2 separate regions of the Homo sapiens genome follow, and region 1 is linked to region 2. A link is an interaction called in ENCODE POLR2A ChIA-PET data of the cell type or tissue named here. Cell type or tissue: OCI-LY7. All regions are shown on one strand. Links, peaks and the distances in the headings refer to the core of each region. The heading gives the core; the rest is flanking DNA.

The links. ChIA-PET counts read pairs that join two places held together with the same protein. Peaks named below come from ENCODE experiments on the same cell type or tissue, not always from the same donor. Only the 100,000 strongest peaks of a DNase experiment are listed, where the experiment ranks them.
Region 1: POLR2A ChIA-PET joins it to region 2 with 7 read pairs; 2 of 35 experiments call an interaction of 5 or more read pairs at or near these places.

What each region holds. Positions count from the first base shown.
Region 1 is chr4:11,064,880-11,073,250 of GRCh38, forward strand. No RefSeq gene overlaps it. Among named protein-coding and RNA genes, the nearest start is that of MIR572, 300 kb to the right of the region's middle. RefSeq lists an enhancer at 1,097-1,743. In OCI-LY7, for the core only: no CTCF peak of the experiment used is centred there; no DNase peak of the experiment used is centred there.
Region 2 is chr4:10,973,245-10,981,615 of GRCh38, forward strand. No RefSeq gene overlaps it. Among named protein-coding and RNA genes, the nearest start is that of LINC02498, 240 kb to the left of the region's middle. In OCI-LY7, for the core only: no CTCF peak of the experiment used is centred there; a DNase peak (open chromatin) is centred at 4,497.

The DNA of each region.
Region 1 (8,371 bases), core at 1,894-6,893, 92 kb after region 2:
TCTGTGTCTTTTAATTGGAGCATTTAGTCCATTTACATTTAAAGTTAGTATTGTTATGTGTGAATTTGATCCTGTCATTATGATGTTAGCTGGTTATTTTGCTCGTTAGTTGATGCAGTTTCTTCCTAGTCTCGATGGTCTTTACATTTTGGCATGATTTTGCAGCGGCTGGTACTGGTTGTTCCTTTCCATGTTTAGTGCTTCCTTCAGGAGCTCTTGTAAGGCAGGCCTGGTGGTGACAAAATCTCTCAGCATTTGCTTGTCTGTAAAGTATTTTATTTCTCCTTCACTTATGAAGCTTAGTTTGGCTGGATATGAAATTCTGGGTTGAAAATTCTTTTCTTTAAGAATGTTGAATATTGGCCCCCACTCTCTTCTGGCTTGTAGGGTTTCTGCCGAGAGATCTGCTGTTAGTCTGATGGGCTTCCCTTTGAGGGTAACCCGACCTTTCTCTCTGGCTGCCCTTAACATTTTTTCCTTCATTTCAACTTTGGTGAATCTGACAATTATGTGTCTTGGAGTTGCTCTTCTCGAGGAGTATATTTGTGGTGTTATCTGTATTTCCTGAATCTGAACGTTGGCCTGCCTTGCTAGATTGGGGAAGTTCTCCTGGATAATATCCTGCAGAGTGTTTTCCAACTTGGTTCCATTCTCCCCATCACTTTCAGGTACACCAATCAGACGTAGATTTGGTCTTTTCACATAGTCCCATATTTCTTGGAGGCTTTGCTCATTTCTTTTTATTCTTTTTTCTCTAAACTTCGCTTCTCACTTCATTTCATTCATTTCATCTTCCATCGCTGATACCCTTTCTTCCAGTTGATCGCATCGGCTCCTGAGGCTTCTGCATTCTTCACATAGTTCTCGAGCCTTGGTTTTCAGCTCCATCAGCTCCTTTAAGCACTTCTCTGTATTGGTTATTCTAGTTATACATTCTTCTAAATTTTTTTCAAAGTTTTCAACTTCTTTGCCTTTGGTTCGAATGTCCTCCCGTAGCTCAGAGTAATTTGATCGTCTGAAGCCTTCTTCTCTCAGCTCGTCAAAGTCATTCTCCATCCAGCTTTGTTCCGTTGCTGGTGAGGAACTGCGTTCCTTTGGAGGAAGAGAGGCGCTCTGCTTTTTAGAGTTTCCAGTTTTTCTGTTCTGTTTTTTCCCCATCTTTGTGGTTTTATCTACTTTTGGTCTTTGATGATGGTGATGTCCAGATGGGTTTTTGGTGTGGATGTCCTTTCTGTTTGTTAGTTTTCCTTCTAACAGAGAGGACCCTCAGCTGCAGGTCTGTTGGAATACCCTGCCGTGTGAGGTGTCAGTGTGCCCCTGCTGGGGGGTGCCTCCCAGTTAGGCTGCCCGGGGGTCAGGGGTCAGGGATCAGGGACCCACTTGAGGAGGCAGTCTGCCCATTCTCCGATCTCCAGCTGCGTGCTGGGAGAACCACTGCTCTCTTCAAAGCTGTCAGACAGGGACATTTAAGTCTGCAGAGGTTACTGCTGTCTTTTTGTTAGTCTGTGCCCTGCCCCCAGAGGTGGAGCCTACAGAGGCAGGCAGGCCTCCTTGAGCTGTGGTGGGCTCCACCCAGTTGGAGCTTCCTGGCTGCTTTGTTTACCTAATCAAGCCTGGGCAATGGCAGGCGCCCCTCCCCCAGCCTTGCTGCCGCCTTGCAGTTTGATCTCAGACTGCTGTGCTAGCAATCAGCGAGACTCCGTGGGTGTAGGACCCTCCGAGCCAGGTGCGGGATATAATCTTGTGGTGCTCCGTTTTTTAAGCCCGTTGGAAAAGCGCAGTATTCGGGGGGAGTGACCCGATTTTCCAGGTGCCGTCTGTCACCCCTTTCTTTGACTCAGAAAGGGAACTCACTGACCCCTTGCACTTCCCAAGTGAGGCAATGCCTCGCCCTGCTTCGGCTCGCGCACAGTGCGCGCACCCACTGACCTGTGCCTGCTGTCTGGCACTTCCTAGTGAGATGAACCCGGTACCTACGATGGAAGTGCAGAAGTCACCCGTCTTCTGCGTCGCTCACGCTGGGAGCTGTAGACCAGAGCTGTTCCTATTCGGCCATCTTCAAAAGTAAGTTTTTAAAAAACCTGCATGCGATACAATAAGATTTCTATAAATAAGGATATTGGAATAAAGGTAAAATACAGCTGGAATGCTAGGGTTTAGGTAGAGACATTTAGGTAGTAGAATGCACCCCCTAAAGCCCTATAATTTTTACCTTGTTCTGAGCTTCCTGAGAACTAAAGAAAAGTAAGACAGGGTTGGTTATATGATTCATGTCATCTATAAGCTAAAAATAAATCAGTTGATCTCCACAGTGGAGATCAAGATTGCATTAGATTAGGTCTGCCATGACAAAGTACCACAAACTGGGTGGCTCCAAACAGTAGAAGTGTATTTTATCACAATTCTGGAGGCTAAAGCTCTGAAAGCAAGATGTTGGGAAAACCAAGCTCTCTCTGAAATTTGCAGTGGAGAATCCTTCCTTGTCTCTTTTTAGCTGCTGGTGGTTCTTGGCATCCCTTGGCTTGTAGAAGCATCATCCCACTCCCTCCTTCATCTTCACATGATGTTCTCATTGCAGGTGTCCACATTTTCTCTTTTTACAATAACACTGGTTATTTTGGACTAGAGGCCCACCCTACTTCAGCATGTCTCCCTCTTAATTAATTACATCTGCAATGACCCTGTTTCCAAATAAAATCACATTCTGAGGTATTGGAGGTTAGAACTTCAAAGTGTGGGAACAATTTTTAACCCATGACAAGGATTAAGAAGGTTATGAGTGTAGGCTATGAGGCCAGACTGTCTTGCTGAAATCCAGACTCTAATACTTCTTAGCTGTGTGACCTCAGACAGTTTACTTCACCTCTCTGTGTCTTCATCTCCTAATTTGTAAAATGACATTCTTAAGGACATTTAACTCATGGATTTTTGTGAGAACTAACTGAAATAATATATGTAAAGTGATTGAAAAGTTGCTTAACACATAGAATGCACTCTATTCGCATCACACAGGTTGATAAAGACCAGGGGTCATTTCCAAGTTCATACTGCTACTGTGTGGTAAAAATGCATTTTGGGCCTTGGGCTTTCTCAGTGTAAACAAATGTATTTTCCTTTATATTCCAGCTTAGTTGATTGCTTTTGATATATTAGAATACATATGTATTCTAATTATATCTATATTATAAATATAGATATTTTAAAGACTGATGAAAGAAGAGAAGGAAAGAAAAAGGAAGGGAAAGAAGGAAGGAAGGAAGGAAGGAAAGAAAGAAAGAAAGAAAGAAAGAAAGAAAGAAAGAAAGAAAGAAAGAAAAAATGAAAGAAAGAAAGGAAGGAAGGAAAAGAAAGAAAGACAGAAGAAAGAAAGAAAAAGAAAGAAGAAAGAAAGAAAGAAAACTAGTTCCTTAAGAAAGTAGTGAATTGAATAAAGGCAGTTGTAAAATTAGCGCCAAAAGTAGTTGAACTATTGGTAAAAGACAATTAACCACCAACACACTACATAATCTGAAACTCTTGAGAATGGCTATTTTTTTTTCTGCTTTGTTCACTAATAAATTCTTGCTACTCAGAACAATGCCTGGCACAAAATAGATACCTAAGAAATATGTACTGAGCCCTGAATGTAAATGTGGAACTACTTTACAAATGGGCATATGCTTTAATCAAGAAATCTTGCTCTTAGTGATTTTCTTTAAGGAAACAATGAAAGCTAAGGAAAGGTTTAGTTATATTAATTTTTACTGAAGGATTGTATATAAAGCAAAAATGTTGGCAGCACCCTAAATGTACGTTAACAGGAAACAAGTTAAATAGATGACAGACCTGGAGTGATAAGATGGTATACCATCTCCAGCAGGGAAAATAATGGCTCCAAAGATGCCCCTGTCCTAATCTCCAGAACCCGTGACTTTGAAGATTTGATTAAGGTTAAAAAGCTTGAAACAGAGAAATTATCTTGGATTATGCAGGAGGGCCCAATCTAATTGCATATATCTCTAAAAGTGAAGAACGTTCCTGGGTGTGATCAGAGTAAGAGGTGATGGCGGAGGAAAGTCAGATAAATGCTACTTTGCTGGCCTTGAGGAAGGGGAAGGGGCATTAAGTCCGTTAATACAGATGGCCTCTAGAAACTAGAGAAGGCAAGGAGACAGATTCTTCCCTAGAGCTTCTGAAAGGAATGCAGCCCTGCTGACACGTTGATTTTAGCCCTGTGAGAACGATGTCAGATTCCTCACCCATAGGACTGTAAGAGAATAAATATATTTTTATTTAAGCCACGAAGTGTGTGGTCATTTGGTACAGCAGCAACAGGAAACTCATGCAGCATTCAAAGCTTTCTCATAACTAAGTAGGGCAGGAGCCTCACATAGATGCCTACAGCAGCCAAGCAGTTACATGCAATTGTGAGTCTGGACTATGATAAAACAGTAAATGATAAGCTTTTAAAATTGATACCAAGTCTGCCACATGCTGTCCAGTTACTTAGTCTGTCAAGATACTATGCAAAAAAACAGAAAAATAACTGTGAGCCATGCATCTCTAACCTCTACTGTAGTGGAAAATTTATGAGCATGAGCGAATGCTCACAATATATTTTTAAAGAAAAGTAGCTGCTTTTAAAATAGCAGATGCAGTAGAATTTTTTTTTAATCTTGTAATTGTATTTACATAGAAAAAGATTTGGAAGGATATGATCTCACACAGTAATCGTCTGGGAGGATAAGACAAGTTTTAATTTTTTTTGCTTCTCTGTATATTTTAATTTCTTTATAATGGGTGTATATCATTTTAAATATAAACTACAAGTTAAATAGAGAAAGGGGAGGTGAATCACCCCAACCTGGCAGAGTAGGCAGTGGACCAGCTTGCCTGACCTGACAATCTCAGTGTGAGCTGCATTCCAGGCTGTCACCAATTATTCCCTTCTCTCCTGGGTGCTGGTGACAATTGCTTTTGGTGCCATTTCAGCCATGCCTTATTCATTCTTCTTTGGGGCCAATTCACTTAAAAGTGTGCTGACCCCACAGAAAAGCTAGTGCTCTCAAACTACCTCCCTGGAGAAGCTCCACATTGCAGCTATGAAACAGGACTGTGCAAAACTCATAAATCTCCCACCTTTTTGAATTAACAATTCTGCAGGGTAGCAAATACAATACATATTAACTGGGTCACGTCATCTATCTCAAAGGGCTGAAAACAACAGAATTGAAACCAGAGACCTGAATGAAATCTTTCCTGTGACCATTCACTGTCTGCTTCACTATCCCTCCTCCCCACCTCACTCTACTGCTCAGCTTCTTTCAAGACCTAGTGGAGGAAAAGGTGAGGTCAGGAGGCAGAGAGACCTGGGATGGGACCCTAGCTTCACCCCTTGCCAGGCGGTGGCCTTGGACAAGCTCTGATCTTGCTAACATTCAACTTCTTCATCTGTCAAAAGGGTTGGTTATATTTACTTCTAAGTTTATTATGGAGATTAAATACATGGGAAGAATTTAGCACAATGAGCACATTGTAAACACACGACATGTGATCACTTATTAATTATTCATTATTTTTATTGTTATCATCATTGTTGTACAGTTTATCTCTCTGGATGACTTCCTAGAAAATATCACCCCCAAATGTAGATTGGCTTCTGAAGATGGCTTGTTTCATGGTCTGTGGAAATATTAAACACAAATATAATGTGCTTTTTTTCTCACCCAACAACAATCAGCAATAGACTTCTGTGACCCCCAAATGTGTGGGGATTTCTCTCTCCCAAAAAGCAAACAATTAATTCCGCAGCAGATACCAGCTGGTTGTCCTCCAATTAAACTTCAACGCTATCTACCTGGAGATACTAGCTGGGTGTCCTCCAATTCAACTCCCAACACTATCTACTGATTGACTTTAAGTTTGGTTCCCCACAACTCCCTCTTTGCATTCAGTTAGTTTTCTGGGGTGGTTCACAGAACTCAGGGAAACACATCTGCCAGATTATTATAAAGGATATTGCAAAGGATACAGATGAACAGATGCACAGGACGAGGCATGGGGGAAGAAATGTGGAGCTTCCATGCCCTCCCTGGGAGCACCACCCTCCAGGAACCTCCACCCATATGTGTTCAGCTATCCAGAAGCTCTTCATACACTGCCCCCATGGGCCTTTTATGGAAACGTCACTGGATAGGCACAATTGATAACTGTGTAGAAAGGTGATTAGAATAAAAGGGAATGAAGTAATAATACTAGATTGGGTGGGGAAACGCTGCATGACATATCTGTTCAGATTTATCTTGGCCTGTCTGTGCAGTTATCCTTTCTCTAGGACACGGGACAGGGCTGCTTCTGAAATGAGGGTCATATGATTCATAGTCAGAATGGTGGGAAAAGATTAGAGTCTTTCCTTGGACTGGTGAAAGGAGGGCAGGGGAAAGTCAGATATTCTTGTGTTTTCTGAGTCCTGCTTCTGAAGCCTAAAGCACACCAACATTTTAACAAAAGACTGTAATAAGGGCTAGGGCTGTGGGAGGTGTGAGCCAGGAACCATGGATAGAAAACAATATATGTATTGCAACATTATACATGGGAAATGTTAGTTATTGTTTACATATTTAGTTACATATTTAATACATAATAATATTGCCTATAATACATAATCATATAATACATAACAATATTTTAACATATTAATACATAATAATGAACACCAATGTTTATGTATTTAACTCAACAAAATGCCAAGATGATATTAATATAGCATATGGTATATAAGAACATTGTTATTGAGAAAATTGAGACAAAGGAAAAAAAAATAGGATAGGAAAATAGCCTAAGCTATTGGTCCCTGCCCAAAATGGCTCATTCCCAAAAGGGGACTGAATGGTTGCTAGTCTTGTAATTCTGTATACTTGCTAAAGATACGCTGCAAATTCTTTTCTAAATTTATCAGTGGCCAAAGAAGAGAAAGACATTAAGTTAGAAGAATCCCAGAGATCATCTCATATAAACCAATGAATGAGCTGATTAGAAGAGTCATGGATTTCTCTTTTGTGGTAGTGAAGCTTAAAAAAAATTCTCTCATAATAATAATAAAATAAAATAAAAAATTCTCTCATGTGCTGTAAGGACAGGGATCCTGATTAAATGAACAATATTTTCCACCAGCTCAACAATAAATAAAACGTGTCACTTTTTGAACGAAAGAATATATGGACAAATGCAATTCTTTAAGGGGCGTGATCATGCTGTCCTGGAATGCATTTCTCAATGAACTGACTTGGTCCAGCAGCACAATTTAGAATATCACAAGAAATGACTGGGTTCTCCACCCACGGGGTACATTATCTCGAATCTAAAAGAGAATGGTGCTCAGCATTTAACAAAAAGTTCAAGTCACATCTCAGTCACTCAATGGTCTTGTGCCTTGAAGTCGCTGAACATTTTTGAGCTTCTGTTTCCTGACCTTCAAACTGGAGAAACAAATAGTATAAGGTTATGTCCTTTCTGAGAGTAGTGTGAGAAATAAATCCAATTTTAAAAATAAAGTACAGAATATGTAGTAGTTGTTCAATAAATAATAGATCTATCTTTCTTCTACAATTTCCTAACCCTTCAGTCATTAAAAAAAAAAAAGTCACTGCAGATGAGCATGAAACTTATTTCACAGACTTTTAGGAAATACCAAATGAGACCAAGAAGGTGAAAATATTTCTGACCAAGGAAACATTGAAACCAACCATCCTGCGGCTTCATTCTCACAACCGAGGCCCTTACAGTCACTTACATAAAGCCATCTGTGTCTCCGTTTCCTCATTTGCATAGCAGAGATAATTAGAATACCTACACCTTAGGCTTATTGCAAGAATGAATTGGATCACCACTCTTCAACATTTAGTTGCTGCTGGATATAAGAACGGCATTCTTGGGAAATCGCTCTTGAAATCTCAGGGAGTGAGAAATTAAATAGATTTCTGCTATAATGTGGCAGAATGGAGACCACATTACACCAGAAAATGATGCAGAATTGAAAATAATGGGATGTCAAAAATGCACATTGTCAGCAAATGCACAAATAAATTATTCAGTTTCAAGGCATCATATTATTCCAGAAATTGTAGTGATGTTTTGGTGATATTGCAGGTGATTTTGTTAATATGTTAGAGAGAAACCTTCATATTTTACAGCACATTATGTTGCAGTTTACAGAATGACTTCTTTATTTTGACTTGGAAAGCTAAGTAGGTCATTGAAATTTTGTAAGTGAGCGTGGAAACCGCATAAGCCCGTCGCAGTTACGTGATAAGACCCTGTGAACTGTGCCTGCCGCCAGCAACAGAGCTCTTCGCAGACTCAGCACTTTTTACCAGTGAAAACTGCTGAACTC
Region 2 (8,371 bases), core at 1,917-6,916:
CTCTTAGGACACCCAGTCCTTGGTTTAACAGTGATACACTGACATTGTTGAGTCATGACTTTTCTCATGCTACTCCATTCCCCTCGAGCTCCCTCAGGCTCCTTTTCACCAGGTGAGAAATCCCCCCTCATTTTCCCAGGCTCAGTGCAGGGACTGTATTCACAGTCCACTCCAATACCAGTAGCACATCCTTCCCCTGTGCTCCCACAACACCTTGCATAGAATTAAGCCAGAACACTTGAATTTGTTGATATTTATTTACATGCTTATCTCTCCAACTAGATTACAAGATCTTCCGGAGCAGTGTCCGGGGCTCATTCATTCTCACATCTCTGGAGTCAAGCACAGCCTTGGCCCCTAGCTGGTGCCCAAAGGCACTTTTGTCTTGAAGGCTGGCTGAAATTTACTCATGGCAAGTCTGTCTGTATGCTGATTTCAGTTCACCCTCAGGTTTTGGCCGGACTTTAGTGATAGATACAGCTAGCGGTTCACTTTCAGGAGCAGACATTGAATTCCCTTAGCTCCACAAAACAGTGATCAACCTCTGGGTATTTAACCACACTCCAGCAAAGGAGAAGGAAACCAACATGTTAAAGTATTCATTTGTTTGGAGAAAGCTTGTGGTCAATATTTTCAGCAGCCAGACTGGAGGGCTTCCTTTGATAGACTGAACTGAGAAAGGTGGCAGCTTGCTTGGAAGACAGCAAAGGAAACTGTCATTAATTAATGACATCCTCTTTTCACCAGTGAAAGTACGGCATTTGGAGTCAGACAGATGGAAATTTAATTTTTATCCCAATCTCCACCTGTGTAACATTGGGAAAGTTAATTAACTTTTCTAAGCCTCCATATTATCTTTACTTATAAAATAGAGATGGTTATCTCTTACTAAGAGGGCCATTGTGAAAAATAGGAAATAGAATGAAGTATACCTTATGTATTATCTGTAGCATGTAGTAGTTAGAATATAGTACCTGAAGGAGCCTAGATACAAGACTCTTTATCAGAACAACAGCAGTGGCTATTAGAGAGCTAGACTTTCTCCTAACACTGAATGACCCGAGTCAGCCCATCAGAACATTCTCAATGCTAGAATCACAGATTCTAGGCAACCCAACTCCCTTCTTTTCCGTACTTCACCACTTTCCTTAACAAAACCATATTACCACGTTAATACTTCTCTGTTAGTCAGTTCTCGCGCTGCTAATAAAGACATACCCAAGAGTGAGTCATTTATAAAGAAAAGAGGTTTAGTTGACTCACAGTTCTTCATGACTGAAGAGGCCTCAGGAAACTTGCATTCATTGTGGAAGGGGAAGCAAACATGTCCTTCTTCACATGGCAGCAGCAATGAGAGGTGCTGAGCAAAAGTGGGGAAAGCCCCTTATAAAACCATCTGGTCTCATGAGAATTCACTCACCATCACGAGAACAGCGTGAGGATAACCACCCCAGTGACTCAACCACCCCCAATCGGGTCCCTCCCACGACACCTGGGGAAAATGGGAAATACGGTTCAAGATGAGATCTGGGTGAGGACGCAACCAGACCAAGTCAAGTTCTTAGGGTAACGGTGTAACTTAAGCATGGGGACTTCATTTTCTTTTTTTTTTTTTCGAAATGGAGTCTCACTCTGTAGCCGAGGCTGGAGTACAATAGTGTGATCTCAGCTCACTGCAACCTCCACCTCCCGAGTTCAAGCAATTCTCCTGCCTCAGCCTCCCAAGTAGCTGGGATTACAGGCACATGCCAGCATGGGGGACTCCTTTTGTTTGACAAGACCCAAGCACAGTCTGAGCCCTACCATCCACAAGACTATTTCTAAAGAGACCTCAGCAAATGGCTAACCCCATGTAGCAGCTTTAGAATTTTCCACCTGATAATGACCCTTCTTGACTTTTCATCCTTGACCTTTTTGACTGTTGCTATGATCTGTCAGACTCCTTAGCATAGTTTATAGAGTCCTCCACACCCCCACCTCCAGGACTTTGTATACCTGTCCCATCTGCCTGGAGCCCTGATTTCTGCCCAGCTTAGCTCCCATCCCTCAGGCCACAGGTTAACTGCCATGCTTACCACCCTACCAAGCCTTCACCAACCAACCCTGCACCAGATCGTGGGCCCTGTTGGTGTTTCCATTGCACTGTGTGCTTGTTCTGTCCATCACTCACCACACTGTAAGGTGCTTCTGGGCTATAAGTCTCAAAATGTAGTGTTTTGTAACTTCTGTATTTAAGAAGGACAATCTACATTTGAGCAAAGAAGGCCTGGTCCTGTTACCCAATTTCTGGCAGGCACAAACTGAATATTCCATAAACAAGGAGCACATGAATGGGTGTGGCTAGTACTAGCGCTGTGGGCTGTGGGCATATCTGCTGGAGGGTGTGGGGTGGGATGGAGAAAACCCTGTCTGGGAACCAGGCAGACCTGGTTGGAAATATCAGCTCTGCTGCTTCTCAGCTAGGTAACGGCAGACAAGTTAATTCTCAAAAACTTAGTCTCCTCATCTATAAGATGGGAACAAAAATTTCTCCCTCACAGTGTTGCTGTGAGAATAAATGAAATAAAAACATATGAAAAAGCAAACCCAATCACCCTACACAGAGCAAGTGTCTTATCTATGATAGTGGGTCATTTTAAGAATTTAATTCAATTGAAAGTTCTAAAGGCTGGGCTGCATGGAGTCAACACTGTTAGAACTGTGTGTGCATCCAATGTGTGTGTGTGTGTGTGAGAGAGAGAGAGAACACCTGCCTTTGTGAAAGCAGAGGGCAGAATGAATAGGAATGCAAGGCAACCAACATGGTGCTGTCTCCTCAAGCAGCCATGGGTGTTTAGAGGCTTTGGTGGATTATTGAACTGTCTCTCACCTACTCCCTCTTGCTGCTAACGTGTCATTCATGGTCAGGACTTCCTCTCCCCTGGTTTGATCTGAGCCACTCCCGTTGTGCCCTGGGCACTATCACCAATAAGAAAAAAAATCATTTTTGATATCAGGAGCTAAATAATCTGTATACATAGATATAGATAGTGGAATAATAGACACTGGAGACTCAAAAAAGTGAGAAAGTGAGAAGGTAGGTGGAGGGGTGAAGGATGAGAAATGACCTAATGGGAACAAGGTACACTATTTGAGTGATGGCTGCACGAAAATCCCAGAATTCACCACCATGCAATCAATCCAGGTAAAAAACAAACCAACAGGCTGGGTGTGATGGCTCATGCCTGTAATCCCAGCACTTTGGGAGGCCGAGGCAGGCGGATCACAAGGTCAGGAGATCGAGACCATCCTGGCTAACACGGTAAAACCCCGTCTCTACTAAAAATACAAAAAATTAGCCGGGCAGGGTGGCAGGTGCCTGTAGTCCCAGCTACTCAGGAGGCTGAGGCAGGAGGATGGCGTGAACCCGGGAGGCTGAGCTTTCAGTGAGCCGAGATGGAGGCACTGCACTCCAGCCTGGGCGACAGAGCAAGACTCCGTCTCAAAACAAACAAACAAACAAACAAACCCTGCACTTGTACTTCCTAAATCTATAAAAAAATCAAAATAAAAAATAAGTCAAATCCATACCTGTACAAAGCAAGTTTTCTTCCTGTTCCCTTAATTTCTTTGGACCTTAGTTACCTCCCGTAAAGAAAATAGGAATGGTAACACCTGACTAAGGTAATTTATTTGATTCTTTCTGAGAACAAAAGAAGATAACCTAAAAGAAAGAAATAACTGTGTTCCGTTACGCTTCTGTTAGGTTTACCTAGCTGGGTTGTCTAACCTCTTAATTCATCTGCAAAACACAGAGGGGCTTTCTTCATGGGGTTGTTACATTGATCAAATGAGAAAAAAATGATCTTAAAATATGACATACACAGTGTTAACCTAAAATATGAATGGTGCTATCATTGCCACCCTGTCTCAGAGAACGGAGATCCCTAAATCTAGTCCTAAATAGAATATTCTCAAAATAAAGTTAAGATCTGGAGAAATTGAGTGTGGTCTCAAGCCTCAGGTCTGAAAGTGCTCTGATGTGCACAGAAGAAAGAGGCATATCCCGTGTTCTCTCCAAAATGCTTTTTGCCTCATTTTTTGCAGGTCTTTTGTTAGAGCTTAAACCTTCAAACTTTGGGTAAATGGTAAGCACTTTTTTTTTGTTCTTTTCTTAAAGTCATGAATGCTCTTCAAGCAAAAATTATTAGTTTAACACCATTTTCTTGGCACCAAATTGCAGTTTAATGACAGATCTAGGGTAGGGCTCTGCTAGTTTCATGGCAAAGAGATCTGGACTGCATTTCTAACAGAATATAATAAAAATGGCAAGTGCCATCCCTCAGGTTGCAAAATAGACTGTTAGGTGTCAGCTCACCTGCTCATTTTCAATTGAGGGAGACACCAGATATTAATTTCAATCTATTAAGTGCCTGTGACTATTGGGTCCTTGTCATGTTGACATTGTCTATCCCTCTATGCCTTGGATTAGAGGAAGTGAAACTGACTTGCAGTGAACTATATCTAAGTCCCCCCACATTCTGGCTGTGGGCCCTTTAGGCACCAGCCCTGTAGCCCTCTTTCCTGATCTGCATAAATGTGCATAAAATTATTAACCTGGCCACTGTAAAAATCCCGCCCCAAGATAAATACACCATTAATATTCATTACTTTTCTACTTGCTTCTGGGTACCTGGCGTTTCTTCCTGAAGCATTCCCAGCTGCCTGTTCTCTCCTGAGGACCCTCCGAGGAGTATGCAATGCATCCATCCTCCAGGAGCTGAGGCATTTAGTTCCTAATTTCCACTCCTCAATCCTCATTGGATGGGAGTGTCCTTGGGAGTGTTAGAGCCCCCTTAGGGTGCTCTGAAGGTGGATTGAACAAGCACCCGCCCTGGGAAAAGCCGATAGGCAGACACTGCAGAGATGCTGAAGTGTGAGGAAGGGTGCTGTTAGCCATCAAGAAGAGAAGACAGCACTGGGCAGCGGATGTAGGGCAGGATATCCATAGCCTCTGTCTGTTGCATTGTACACCTAGAATTAAAGTTGTTAGGCTGTGCTGTACATCTAGAGTTAGAGTTGGGAGGCTGCACTGTCCACCTAGAGTTAGAGTTGAGAGGCTGTGTTGTATACCTAGAGTTGGGAGTTGCATTGTACACCTAGAGTTAGAATTGGGAGGTTGCATAGTAACCTAGAGTTGGGGGTTGTGTTGTGCGCCTGCAGTTAGAGTTGGGAAGTTTTGTTGTACACCTAGAGTTAGAGTAAGGAGGTTGCATTGTATACCTAGAGTTAGAGTTGGGAAGTTGCATCATATACCTAGACTTAGAATTGGACGGAATCAGGTGTTAGCAGAAGCAACAAATACAGAACAGAGAGTACTGGGCATAATCCTGAGAGGCAATAAGGGAGCAGACAAAGGGAAATATGAGTTAGACTGAGTGGTCTAGGTGGAGAAGCATAGATGGATCTATAAATGTCCCTGCTGAGATTGTTCAAACCCCCTTGGACCCAGACACATGCTCCATCTGCAGTGTCTATGAGGCAAATTACAACTCTTCTCTATGGTTTCTGCAAGACTCAGTCTTCTCCTCCAACTTAGATTCATCCTTAAATTATCCAACCCTTTATTCCCTAAGCTGGCTTGAGTGACTCTGTCCCTTACCACCAAGAGAGCCCAACCAAAACATTCCTTAAGCCCACAATCCAACCTCATCTAAACCAGAGCTCTAGGGTCTGTCATAGATGTTGGTCAGTGTTCTGTCTGTCTGGCAACATGGTAAGGACGTTAAAAAATGTAGGCCCAGGAATAAGACTACTTGAGCTTAACTCTCAGCTCCTCCACTTATTTGCTGTGCTACCATGGCAAATTACTTAATATCTCCATGCCTTAGTTTTTCTTATCTCTTAAATGAGATAACAATAACACCTACCTTATTATATTGTCCTAAAAATGTAATACGTTAATACAAGATGTGTTGGGAACACTAACTGGCTCAGAGTAAGTGCTTAGTAAGCATTAGCTGGTTTTGTCATTTGACTTGATTGCAACTTTGACCCTCCTCTTGCTGCTCACATCTTCAGAGATAGGCGCAATGGGTTCAGTGCAGCAAAGTGGTAAAGTGTGACCAAATGTCATTGAGCATGCACCCAGAAGGGAGGCCTGCTGAGTGCACAGCAGTGAGCAAAGCCCCCTAACAGTGGGTCCTGGCCTGCGTGAATGACCAGCGCCAATCCCTGCCGCATACTCCAAGTCAAGCACAGCTTGATATTGTTCCAAGCCCTTACTACAAAAAAAGATTGAGATTGCTACTCTAACTTTTATTAATATCTCAATAGATAGGAGGGGAAATTGAAGATTAGGTGAGTTGATCTGGAAAACTAATGTTGTCCCATGATTTAATGTTTCAAGTATAATCCAGAGAACAAACTAAGCAGTAAGAGCCCCACCTTGACAGAGGTTTCCTAACAGGGACTCTTGTTTTGTTCGGACTCTCAGAATTTCTTAGCGCATAAACTAGGGCCAGCCATACAAAGACATAATCGTTCTCTGCTTTGAGACATTGTACTTATCCCAAGCTGGGAGTTTAGCTAGGTCTCTGAACTTGAGCATGTTAGAGATGGCTCTAAGAGTTTTCTAGTAAGAACCCCTAGTAGTCACTGTATGAAGCAGAGGTACTGTTGGGGCTGACACCTCTAGTAAGTGGGAACTGGCTGGTGTTGCACCACCATGCCCAGGGTCAGTGTCATATGAAGCCATTACAAATTTCTAGTCTCTGCATATAGCCTGCACTGCACCCTAAGTTCAGTGACATTCCCAAGACTCAACTCCTGCTGCTTCTCAGGGCTGATGCTGGCTCCGTCTCCTCTGTTTGGCCCACCAGTCTATGACCCCTGAAGGCTGGAAAAGATCTAAGTTGGAGAAGTATTTGGTGCTCAAAAAATTAACAAATATGATCGAACTCCTTCTTACTTGGGGGCACTCACATATGCTGCGATTCCATGCCTCATCTGAAACACTCTTTCAATACAGTGTGGCCTATTAAAGTTATTTCTTCTTTAGCTCCCAGCAAATATGTCATCTCAGAAGTGTAGTCCCAGGCTGAACAATTCACCAAGCCTCCTTGTTGTACTACGATGTTAACCTCTGTAGCAAATCATGATGGTGATTCATTAAGTTAATTGAGTGATTATAATTTTAATATATATCCTCTCACCATTTCTCCCCTCCCAACTATAATCTTTATTATGGCCAGAAACATATCATTTTTGTGCATCATAGCATCTTAAGCGTCCAAAAGAGTGGCTGAAACATAGAAGAGCTCAAAAATATTTGCTGAAAGAATGAACAAATAAAAAGACTGTATACAATAAATATGTTTACTGCAGCAGCACCATAAAAGGTTGAAAAGCCAATAAAAAGACTGAAAAACCAATAGTTGGTTTTTATGGATTTCCAAGGTTGGTCAAAAAACCCCTGAAGGAGAAATGGTTTAGGAAATACACAAGAGCTCTCCAATCATCTTTGTTAAATGGCATCCATTTAGACAGACAATTATCTTCCCTTGTTCTTTTTTCCCTAAACAGGTTTCTAAAAGGAGTTCCATTTCCAAAGATATTTGCCAATTTTATAGTCGGATTTTTTTTTTTCTAGAGCTGATTAGTGAATGCTTACTTTAAAAATAAGTGATTCAAATGGAGGTAGTTTTATCCCACTAAAGTACTTGTTTACTGTGGTATTTTGCTTAATTGCATTGAGAAAAATAGAGTCCTTTATCATTAAATAAATTGAAATGATGAACCCATCAGTGTCCTATGGATACTGATTACAGTAAATGCACCAGCAAGCTTTCTGAGATATGACTCAAGCTCATCATTGTTTTCTTTATTATTTTGTTTTAGTGTAACTGGAACTAAGCTGTCCACTCCCCCACATACATGTGATGTTTTGAATCACTGTCCATGTTAGTTCCAGATATTAACTGCAGTGCTCATGCGACATGTGAATGGGGTGGGGGCTGAGGGTTTGTCTGTAAAAAGAGGTTCACAATCCAAAATGATCTTCTTTAGGGAATACAAAGTATATTTTCGTGCACATGTTTGGCATTACATAGAAACTGTTACAGGCAAGCGGTCCCGATTCAGACCCCAAGGGAGGGTTCTTGGTTCTCAAGCAAGAAAGAATTCAAGGCAAGTCTGCAGTGCACAGCAAAAGCAAGTTTATTAAGAACGTAGAGTGGAGAAAGAACAGCTACTCCATAGACAGAGTAGGGCATTCCCAAAAGTAAGAGGAGGAATGCATTCACCCTAGGTACAATGCTTGTATATATGGGGAGATGTGTTCTGCTACAAGGGTTTGTGACAAAGGATTGATTTTCTTAATTACTATATTTTG